3 separate regions of the Homo sapiens genome follow, and regions 1 and 3 are each linked to region 2. Evidence: chromatin contacts called from ENCODE Hi-C or POLR2A ChIA-PET data. All regions are on one chromosome and are shown on one strand. Each heading gives the region's core, a stretch centred on a gene start or an enhancer-like site at or near the end of the contact. The rest is flanking DNA. Distances are from core to core; before and after follow the strand shown.

Region 1 (3,197 bases), core at 149-2,648, 170 kb before region 2:
ATCAACCTTGCTGGTTAGGTAGTCTCCTAGAGCCAGGGACACGGAGGCACCCCCAGGAAGGAGAGTTCCTTTCTAAAGCTGCAGAGCACATTAATTCCTTTATTTTTGCTGCATTGAGATAGTCTCTTCATTCCCCTGAAGGTTGACCATACCTCTTACTGTTTATCTCTGAGTTCTCAGGCAGTTCTCTGGCAGTTCTCAGGAACTGGCAGATTTTGTTGGTTAATGTATTGTTTAGACCTCACCATGCCCCAGCAGGTTGAGAAGTAAATGGTGTTTTCTTCTAGGATTAGACCTGCTGACATTTTGAAATAGCCTAGGGCTGCTGGAAAGAGGTACCCAGGAGTTCTCTCCCTTTGAGGACAGGACCACTACCAGTTGACCTGTCTCCCCCTTTCCTTCAAACTAGGATGTTGGCAGCAGAAGATGAGGCTTGGTATGAAAATGAACAGCTTGTGAAAGCGTAACAGGATGTGAGTAAATTAAAGAATTGGGGTTTTTCCCTTTGGTTTTTTAGGTAGAGGGGAGCCTACCTACAATGAAAAGTTAAATAAAAAGTACCCACATGAATGAAGGCAGGGGCAAGTCCAAAGCCAAGATACCGTTTCACTCTAAGTAAACCCACTGAGGGAATCCCCTCCCTTAAAAAGGAAAAAAAAAAAAAAAAAAAAAAAAAAAAGGAAAGAAAACTGGTTGGGCTTGGTGGCTCATGCCTGTAATCCCAGCACTCTGGAAGGCCAAGGCAGGTAGATCGCTTGAGGTCAGGAGTTCGAGACCAGTCTGGCCAACATGGTGAAACCCCGTGTCTACTAAAAATACAAACGATTAGCTGGGCGTGGTGGCATGCGGCTGTAATCCCAGCTACTCAGGAGGCTGAGGCAGGAGAATCACTTAAACCTGGAAGGCAGAGGTTGCTGTGAGCCGAGATCATGCCACCATACCCCAGCCTGGGTGACGGAGTGAGATTCTGTCTCAAAAAAATAAAAATTAAAAATTTTTTTTAAAAAGAAAACAAATTATTAGAAACTATGACCTTCATCATCTTTTCTGTGCCTATTCTCCACTGACTTCTGGTGGCGGGGGGGGTCTTGGAATTTCATCCAGGAGAATATGTCCTTGGGTTACATGGTTGCAGAAACAAATGACTTGGTACTTGATAGTCTTTATAGAAAGAGAAATCAAAGTGCTGCAGTTAACACTGGCCAAGGCACTTGAATGCAAAGCAAAAGTGACAAAAGGGACTGAGGTTGCAGTACGGGAAGTACACTACTGTGTCAGTAGTTAAAGGTGGTGGCCTTGATTTCTCAGAGGGAGAGGAATCAGCTTTGAAGATGCCTGTCACAGACACTAGAAAATCCAACCATCTAGGGCATTGTGTCTGCTGACTCTGTGCTGAGGGATAGAGCTAGAACCCAAATTCCAGGTCCCTGTGTGTTGAAAACAGTCAATCAGCATTCTGACCCTGCCCTGATTACTTTGAATTCAGTGGCCTGGAAAGCCCCATTGATTTCACTGTCTGATTTCTGGAAGTCAATTGAAAGAGAAACATAGCAGCAAGAACCTAAAAGAAAATACAAAAGTTAGCACCTTCTAAGAATAACTTACTGGTCCCAAGTTGGTGTCTATACCTAGTCAGCACCATTAAGAGTCATCCCCGTGGTTGGGGGAAGGTATACCTACAAGGTATTGTCTACATGGGGATTTATAACTTTTACTCTTTAAGGTTTGCCTGCTTGCCAGAGATGTTGCTTCGTTTACTGTTGTTGCTTTCAAAACAGTTGCCTTTTATTTTCCTCTTGCCATGGAAACTGAAATAAATAAAGAGAAGCATGGTTTTTGAATGTTCTCCAGCTTTAGATGCATTGAAGTTTTCAAGATCAGTCAATAAGCATTTTTCTGCCCAATTACCTGTGAGAAGATGTATCTATTGGGAATAAAGAATGGGGGGCGGGGGGTATTGGAAAGGCTGATCAATAAGGCTGGGCTTCATGTCAAACATGTCAATGTATGCTTAGGCCAGTTTCAAATGTTTGGTGGCATTTTGTTCACAAAAGGATAGAGTGTGTGCATCATATTTGTTTTTTTTGTTTTTTCACAAAATTGAGTTAAATCCAGTGCTTTTGTTATTGGCTATTCTTCATGTAGCTTTCTTTAGGGTGGTTGTTTACAAAGACTTCGGCATGGTTTCACAGAGACTCATTCCAGTGGAATCCAGTTAGATGGTCCTAATGCTTTCGTTCCAGCTATGACATGTGTTTTGATTCACAGTATGCTTGGATGGACTGTGTGGATGCTTCATTCCTATGGAAGACATAATTCAGAACAGAAAACTTGTAACAGCAGCATCTTGCCTGCAAAATTATTTAAGAAAAAAAAAAAAAAGACTTTCTGGTTAATACCAAAATCTTTAACTGTCCTTTAGATAGGTACTGTTTCAAGTAATTAACCCACTGTGATTCTCAACAATGGGTCCATAATAGCCTTACCTGAACATTAACTCCTCCTATTTGCCCCCATTACTCCCAGAGATTCCAGTATTTTTTTAGTGGGGCTTTGGTGGTGGTGTGCGTGTATGTATGTATGTGTATATGTTATGTATACACATGCACATATGTGCCTTGGGTGTATGTAACTATGTATGTATATACACACATATTTTTAAACATAAATTTTTATAATATTCATTTTAAACAAAAGTATACAGATATATAATCTTAAGCACCACAGGTGAGTTTGAAGTCCAGCCATTGTTGGGAACCATGGAATCAAACACAATTTTTTAAAAGCACTTTGCTTTCATGACAAATAATACACTTAAGGATAGGAAGAGAAGGAGATGCTCACAGATACAAAGACGTTAAAAAAAAAATGCCCATGTTCATGAAGGGGCTTGCTTACAACCAATTGCTCTCTTATTTCACGGGCTCTTTTGATTTTACATAAAGTTCAGTGCTATAAAACTCTGTAAAATTTCATTATGTTTTTAAAGTCAGAGGCAGGGAAAAAGTCACCTCCAGGTGTTTAGAAAACTAAAAAAGACTGCCATTTCACTGGGCTAAGTTTGAAGCCCCGCAGATGCAAGTGCCTTGTATTCATGAGTCCACAAATAAGGAGGTGTTAATGATCAAGGTAGTGGTTGAGTGGATCCTGGTAAATACAGCTTCAATTGGAGATGGACTCAAGCAGTTCAGCATATA
Region 2 (3,359 bases), core at 818-3,317:
GGAGCCTGGTCTTTGGAGCTCAGCTTAAGTGGGGATTCATGTAGCCTCCATTTACATAACAAATGCTCACTGAATATCTGTACAGCAGAGCCAACATTCCTGTCTCCATGGAGCTTACATGCTAAATTGGGGAGGCAAACAATAAACAAATAAATATTAAATACCATTCAGGACTGTCCAATCTTTTGGCTTCCCTAGGTCACATTGGGAGAAGAATTGTCTTGGGCCCCACATAAATTACACTAAAACTAAGAGTAGCTGATAAGCTAAAACACAAACAAAAATCACACAAAAAAAATCTCATAATGTTTTAAGAAAGTTTACGGGTTTGTGTTGGACCACATTCAAAGTCATCCTGGACCACACAAGGCCTGTGAGCCGCAGGTTGGACAAGCTTGCCCTATATGAAGTCTGAAAGTGATAAAAGTGCTATAAAAAAGAAAGCAAAATACGAGGCTAATGAGTGCTAGGGATGCTTTTATTTTCTGAGAAGGTGGTCAGGGAAAGTGCCTCCTGGACTGTTCTGAGAATATCAGTGCTCAGAAGGGAGAATGCCAAGGAATAAAGTCAGAGAGCTAAGCAAGGGCCAGCTAACGGGGTGATTCATTCTCAGTGTGATGGGAAGTCATTACAGGTTTTGAATAAGGGAGTGACATGAATCTAATGATAGCTTTGGGGTGTAAGTCAAATGTCTTAGCTGAGAGGTATTTATTATATGAGAGGGCTGGAAAAAAGCCTTGGAGAGTATATGGTATGCCTTTGACCTTCTTAAATATCCCTTACCCAACAGTTGAAAGAACCAGAGAAGAAGAAACCTAAGTTAAGATGTAGATGCTAGGACACAGGCCAGCCTTTCTCTATGTCTTTGTGACTTTCTCCCAACCATTAACCTAGAAAATCAGGCTTATGAGCCTTATTCAAGTCCTAGCAAAATTAAAGAATTCTATGCATCATGAATTTTCAGAATTTTTTGAGAAGGATCAAAATATAAATGTCAAATATCTCGATGCCAACTATCAAAAGTCTTACCTCTTAAACTGGGCCTTCTGTTCCCATGGAAGGTTTGAAGTTGGGTGAAGGGAAAGATGAAGCCTTGAGGTAAACTTGGTACATCTTGCTGGAGTGTCAGTTTTCCCTAAAGATGTGAAGGGGATGTTAAATTAGCTGGAAAGGGACTTAAGACATTATCAGCCTGAGACAAACACAGATATATACATATACATATATATATATTTATATATATATTTATTTATATATATTTATAAATATTTATTTATATTTATATATTTATATTCATTTATATAAATTTATATTTATATATTTATATTTATTTATATAAATTTATATATAAATTATATTTATATATTTAAATATATATTATAAATATATAAAAATTATATTTATATATAAATTTATATATATATATTATATATAATTCTATATATAATATAATATATAATATATATTATATATTATATTATATATAAATTATATATAATATATATAAATTTTATATATATAAATATTATATATTATATATAAATTTATATTTATATATATGTATATATGTATATATAAATATATACACATTTATATATATAAAATCAAGATATCACAGATATATATACCATATACATCAAATATAAATATACATATACCATATATATGGTAGTAAAATATAAAAAGCTGCATGGATTTTTAAACTATAAAAAGGACATCAACTTAATTATGAGATCTTTCTTCTACTCACTACTAAAAAAAACCCAAAAATTAAAATTAATTGTGAGATTACATCAGTGGCTTTAGTCTACACCACCTACCCTTTGTTGTGTGAACAGTAGGGATCAGAGTGGAAATTCAGAGAAGAAATCTAGAGTTTAGGACAAAGTATCAGGGCTGGCTAGTTGAAATGGAGTGCGTGAAGCCAGTAGATTTTGACAAAAATTTACAGGTCACTGAATCTATCGAGAGACATACGAAACAGGAACAGAAAACTGTAGAATGTTTACTCCTCCCTGTTATATGAGTGAAGAACACAAATGGAGTTTGACTAAAGGGAAGGGAGTCCAATTAACACTAAGTAGTACACGACTCATACATACTCAGTTCCCATACCCATGTCTAGCATGTCGTTCTAATGATATTATAATGAGAAAACCACATATAAAAAAGTAAGAAATAGACATAGAGCAACATGTGGTCTAGCTAGCTCCATCTCAGTGCAACAGGTCAGAGGGAGACATTGGGAAAAGCTTGTGCTTTAGATGAAGAGGTTGACTCATTGGGAAAGGGCTGGCATGAGGCTATACACTCCTGAGTCTCTGGGCACTGCTTATTGCATCTCCCATTGAGTCTTGCTGAGTGAATGTATGCAATAAATTATGTAGTTGCATACCCACATTGTCTTACCTGTTTTGCAAGTTGGTTTCACTTGCTAAAAGGAACCTCAACTCAGATAGAAGCTCACACTGTTTTATTGCCTGGCATCGAAGCCATCTAGGCAGGCTGCGACTGAGACTTGTTTCTATCCTTAATTTTGTTCATGAGGTTGGGCCCATACCTGGAGTTGGGAGCAAGAGCATTGATTAATTTTCTTCTCTTTGGAGGGTTAGTTCAGTTGAAAAGCTTGAGAAGTACAGGGGGTATGTTCCTTACTAAAATGGATGAATTAAATAATAAAGCTAGAAGTAATATTTTTCCTTTTGTCTATTTTCCAAATTGACTCGATATTGATGGCTACTTTTGTAAGTTTTTATTTAAGTTTAAAGGGAATATTTATTGATCACCTCTATGTGCTCAGTACTGCACTAGGCAGAGATGGAGTAAGAAAGAACTGGAGGCTACATTTCTTGTCTTAAAGGAGTTAACAATCTTGTTGAAGCAATGAGACAAAAAAAAAAAAAGAAAGAAACTGGAGAAGAGGATAAATGTGTTTAAGGATAAATAAATTCTGAATGTCTTGGATTAGAGTCAGATGATAGGGGTATTAAGTGAGCTAAAGATTTTGATAAACTGCCCTATGCAAAGATTTCATTGCAAGGATCCCTGAATCTAATTTAGCCTGAAAGCTGCTAGCAGGTGGTCATGTCCCAGTGCTGTGATCCCCCCCATAAAACGGCTACAGGGATAAAAGTCAGCTTGATCTTAGTAGATAGCTTCCATAAGCTTAAGTTTTAGCAGTATTTTTAGAAAACATGGCCTGTGGCTAACAAATGAAAATAAGGCAGAACTTGAAAAGGCCTTTGTGATTTTTTTTCCCTCATTTTCAGTGGTTGAGGCCCAACGTGAGCCTGGTGACTTCTGTGTGAACACAGAACTGACTTGAATTGATTCATTTATTAAGCTTGCTTTCAGTCAAG
Region 3 (3,324 bases), core at 470-2,969, 150 kb after region 2:
TGAGAGCAGATTCGACTCCACAGTTCCTTAGGGCAGAAATTGTTTTTGTATTTTATGGGGAGAAAGGGAAGAAGTCTGCAGCACACGCTACCTAGAGAACATGCAATACAATTTCATTATAAGCAAATTTGTTCTTCCTCCCCATACTCTTCAGAGTCTCTCTCCTCTTTCTCTTTTACTTCAGTTCTCGCTCTTAACTTCCTTAGCCCACTGAGCTAAACCTGGTGGATCTTCAAACAACTGCCAACTGTTCCTCAGGTTGGCTCCCTGGAGTGGTCTCATTCCCCATCCGCACACAGCTGATCAAGTATTCACTCTCCGAACAGGTCTCTTTCGCAGCTACTCAAAAAACATAACCTTTGGCAGGGTGCAGTGAGGGGGCACAGTGGCTCACACCTGTAATCCCAGCAATTTGGGAGGCCAAGGTGGGTGGATCATCTGAGGTCAGGAGTTTGAGACCAGCCTTGCCAAAATGGTGAAACCCCATCTCTACTAAAAAAAAATACTAAAATTAGCCAGGTGTGGTGGTGCATGCCTGTAATCCCAGCTACTGGGGAGGCTGACGCAGGAGAATCACTTGAACCTGGGAGGCGGAGGCAGCAGTGAGCTAAGATGGCACCACTGCTGTCCAGCCTGGGTGACAGAATGAGACTCTGCCTCAGGAAAAAAAAAAAAAGCAAAAACCATAAACAGAAACAAAAAGAAAACATAACTTTTACCTATATTGTTATACCAAAATTAACAGATGTCACAGAATTTATTCACCTTAAGATAAGGATTCCTTTTCTTTATTGCTAAGCTAAATAAGCAGTAACTTTAACAATGTTAATGACGAAGAGTTGGAAATTTATTCTAAAACCCTTTAATTTATAGTAAGATATTGTTAATCATGTAAGTTTTTCTTTCTCTTTTTTTTTCCCCTTGAGACAGTGTCTTGCTCTGTTGCCCAAGCTGGAGTGCAGAGGCACGATCTCAGCTCACTATAACCTCTGCCTCCCAGGTTCAAGCAATTCTCATGCCTCAGCCTCCCGAGTAGCTGGGATGACAGGCATGCACCACCATGCCAGCTAATTTTTTTTTTTTTTTTTTTTTTTGTATTTTTAGTAGAGACGGGGTTTTGCCATGTTGGCCAGGCTGATCTTGAACTCCTGGCCTCAAGTAATCTACCTGCCTTGGCCTCCAAAAGTGCTGGGATTACAGGTGCAAGCCACTGCTCATTTAAGTTTTTCTTAAGTAAACTTCAATGCACTTTGTTTCAGTATTATTATTGAAAGTTACTAAAGGGTTTTGTCCACTTATAATTATGAAACCTAGATCCCTGAGTGGCAACAATCAGATAGAACTAAGAAGTGATTGTCCCTTAGATAGGCATGGATTTTCCAGTCTGCCACAGTCCCCACCATCCCTTATTGTCTCCTTGACACCAATGCGAAGTGTCAATTACTATTTATCATCAGGCTTCCATTGCTGTCTTTCTGAAGAGAGTGTTAAGAGGAAAGCAAACTGTTTCCTGATTTCATGTGCATACCTGCCTGGCTCTCATTAAGTTAGCAGCCCCTGTCCCTTTTGGTTCCATCATTGTACAGATGGGAGCTTTCTTCATATGCTTAAGTAAAATCTTCAAAAAAGGAATGAAAATTTATTCACCAGGCTACAAGCAGGTAGGGAGTGATTTAACAGAGCGAATCACGTTGTTGTTACTAAAGATGTCACATAATTTACAACTTTGAGCAAAGGTTCCCAGGGGACAGGTGTGAAAACAAAAGCAAGTGATGCGTCATCTCACCTTCCTGAGAGCAGGCAGAGGCAGTGCTTTAAGAATCATTGATGACTGACTAGCAGGTTACAGCGGGTGGAGGAGGGCTTCACTATCTTCTCTGCATGGCCCCTTATTATCAGTAGCCCCAAGATTAGAACTCTCTAGAGCAATGACTAGAGAGCAATGCTCAAATGCTGAGACATGACTTCAGCCTTTTCTTTACCAGTCTACTTTGGGGGGCAGGATGTGAAGATTTGGTGAGTTGGACTCACAGCTTGTAGAGTCTGGCTGGAGAGCAATTTTGTTTTGTTTTGTTTTGTTTTGTTTTGTTTTGTTTTGTTTTGTTTTGTTTTGTTTTGCAACATCCCTTAAGACAGACATTTTGTACAATATGAGAAGTGACTGTTAGTCATTTTACAGATGAGAAAGCAAAGTTAAGTAACTTTTCCATTGTCGGGTAGCTAGGAGTAGACAGCTGGGAATCACACCTTGGTCTGTCTTCATCCAAACCCAACCCCTTTTCATTACAATATGGCAGCTGAAAGAACCTGATACTTTAAGATGAGAATAACATTCTTCAATATTTCTTTATTTACAGCATCATAGACATAGCCTTCAATTGTCCAAAGTAGTTAAGAGTGTATGCATTGATGGGGGGGAAGTGTGTGTATTGTTGTGTATTGTTGTATTTTGCCACTCTCAAGCAAACTTCTCCTCCAGTCTCATCAACATACCCAACCTCAACCTCATAGCTGCTAATTCTTCACAAATACCCATAAAACCTATCTATTGAAAGCTATATTTCCCCCAAGATATTGGCCATATAGGCAGCTTCAGGCCAAGTTCTTTCAAACTTCAGCCATAGCAACCGCAATTGCACAACCAAGGGCAGCTGTGATGAAGTCACGGGGAACAAATTAGCAGAGGTCCCAGTACTCCTCTGGCCTGTAATCACTCATCACCTCAGACTGTGTTGATGATCCAGACCCTGGGCATGCCATTTAGCTGAACTCTATAGCTGAAGGAAATGCTCAGGAAAGGATTTTTAATTTGAGATTTTCCTTTGAATAATGTGAGGCTTCATTTTTTGGAGAAAGGAAGACAGTCTATCATGAGTTACTACCAGGGTCTTCACAACAATGCCAAGCAAAATCTGATCCAGTCTCACCCAAGTCAGTGGCTCATATCTACAATCCCAGCACTTTGGGCGGCCAAGGCAGGTGGATCACTTGAGGCCAGGAGTTCAAGACCAACCTGAGCAACATGGTGAAACCCTGTCTCTACCAAAAACAAAAATTAGGTAGTCTCATAAGCCAGTCTCAAAAAAATTAAGTAAATAAAATTTTTAAAAAATTAAATTAAAAAATGTTGTTAAAAATCTGATCCAGTCTCTTCAGACATCCTCCCACAGAAGATGCTGAAAAAAGGTTTCTTATATGGTACAAATACACAATGGAATACTATGCAGCCATAAAAAGGAATAAGATCATCTCCTTCAGAGGGACATGAATTGAGCTGGAAGCCATTATCCTCATCAAACTAATACAGGAACAGAAAACCAAACA

The links. Hi-C counts contacts between places; a loop is a spot of excess contacts on that map. ChIA-PET counts read pairs that join two places held with the same protein, here RNA polymerase II (POLR2A). Pooled maps may share reads with other maps.
Region 1: a loop to region 2 is called in a pooled map, with 3 times the contacts of the local background. The contact joins two enhancer-like sites. A Hi-C loop is called at or near these places in 3 of 168 maps with a recorded cell type or tissue (Calu3, PC-9 and naive thymus-derived CD4-positive, alpha-beta T cell), 4 of 37 single-sample maps with no recorded cell type and 11 of 50 pooled maps. POLR2A ChIA-PET finds 5 or more read pairs at or near these places in 18 of 52 experiments (BJ, CD4-positive, alpha-beta T cell, CD8-positive, alpha-beta memory T cell and 13 more).
Region 3: a pooled map shows a loop between it and region 2 (2.8-fold over the local background). The contact joins two enhancer-like sites. A Hi-C loop is called at or near these places in 8 of 50 pooled maps. POLR2A ChIA-PET finds 5 or more read pairs at or near these places in 6 of 52 experiments (AG04450, B cell, CD4-positive, alpha-beta T cell and 3 more).

The regions. Positions count from the first base shown.
Region 1 is chr11:35,012,318-35,015,514 of GRCh38, forward strand. It overlaps LOC105376626 (a long non-coding RNA gene), which reads right to left. Exons shown (of 4, transcript XR_001748180.2): 4 at 1-3,197. Among named protein-coding and RNA genes, the nearest start is that of MIR1343, 72 kb to the left of the region's middle. RefSeq lists an enhancer at 1,575-1,624. Within about 2 kb of position 1,399, at least 5 of the 41 ENCODE cell types and tissues checked have a DNase peak (open chromatin) inside an H3K27ac peak, as active enhancers do.
Region 2 is chr11:35,180,449-35,183,807 of GRCh38, forward strand. All of the region lies in intron 3 of CD44 (CD44 molecule (IN blood group)), which reads left to right. Among named protein-coding and RNA genes, the nearest start is that of SNORD164, 19 kb to the left of the region's middle. Within about 2 kb of position 2,068, at least 3 of the 41 ENCODE cell types and tissues checked have a DNase peak (open chromatin) inside an H3K27ac peak, as active enhancers do; they include B cell, where a contact is called at or near this core.
Region 3 is chr11:35,332,757-35,336,080 of GRCh38, forward strand. The region is part of intron 1 of SLC1A2 (solute carrier family 1 member 2); the gene reads right to left. Among named protein-coding and RNA genes, the nearest start is that of SLC1A2-AS1, 53 kb to the left of the region's middle. Within about 2 kb of position 1,720, at least 2 of the 41 ENCODE cell types and tissues checked have a DNase peak (open chromatin) inside an H3K27ac peak, as active enhancers do; they include B cell, where a contact is called at or near this core.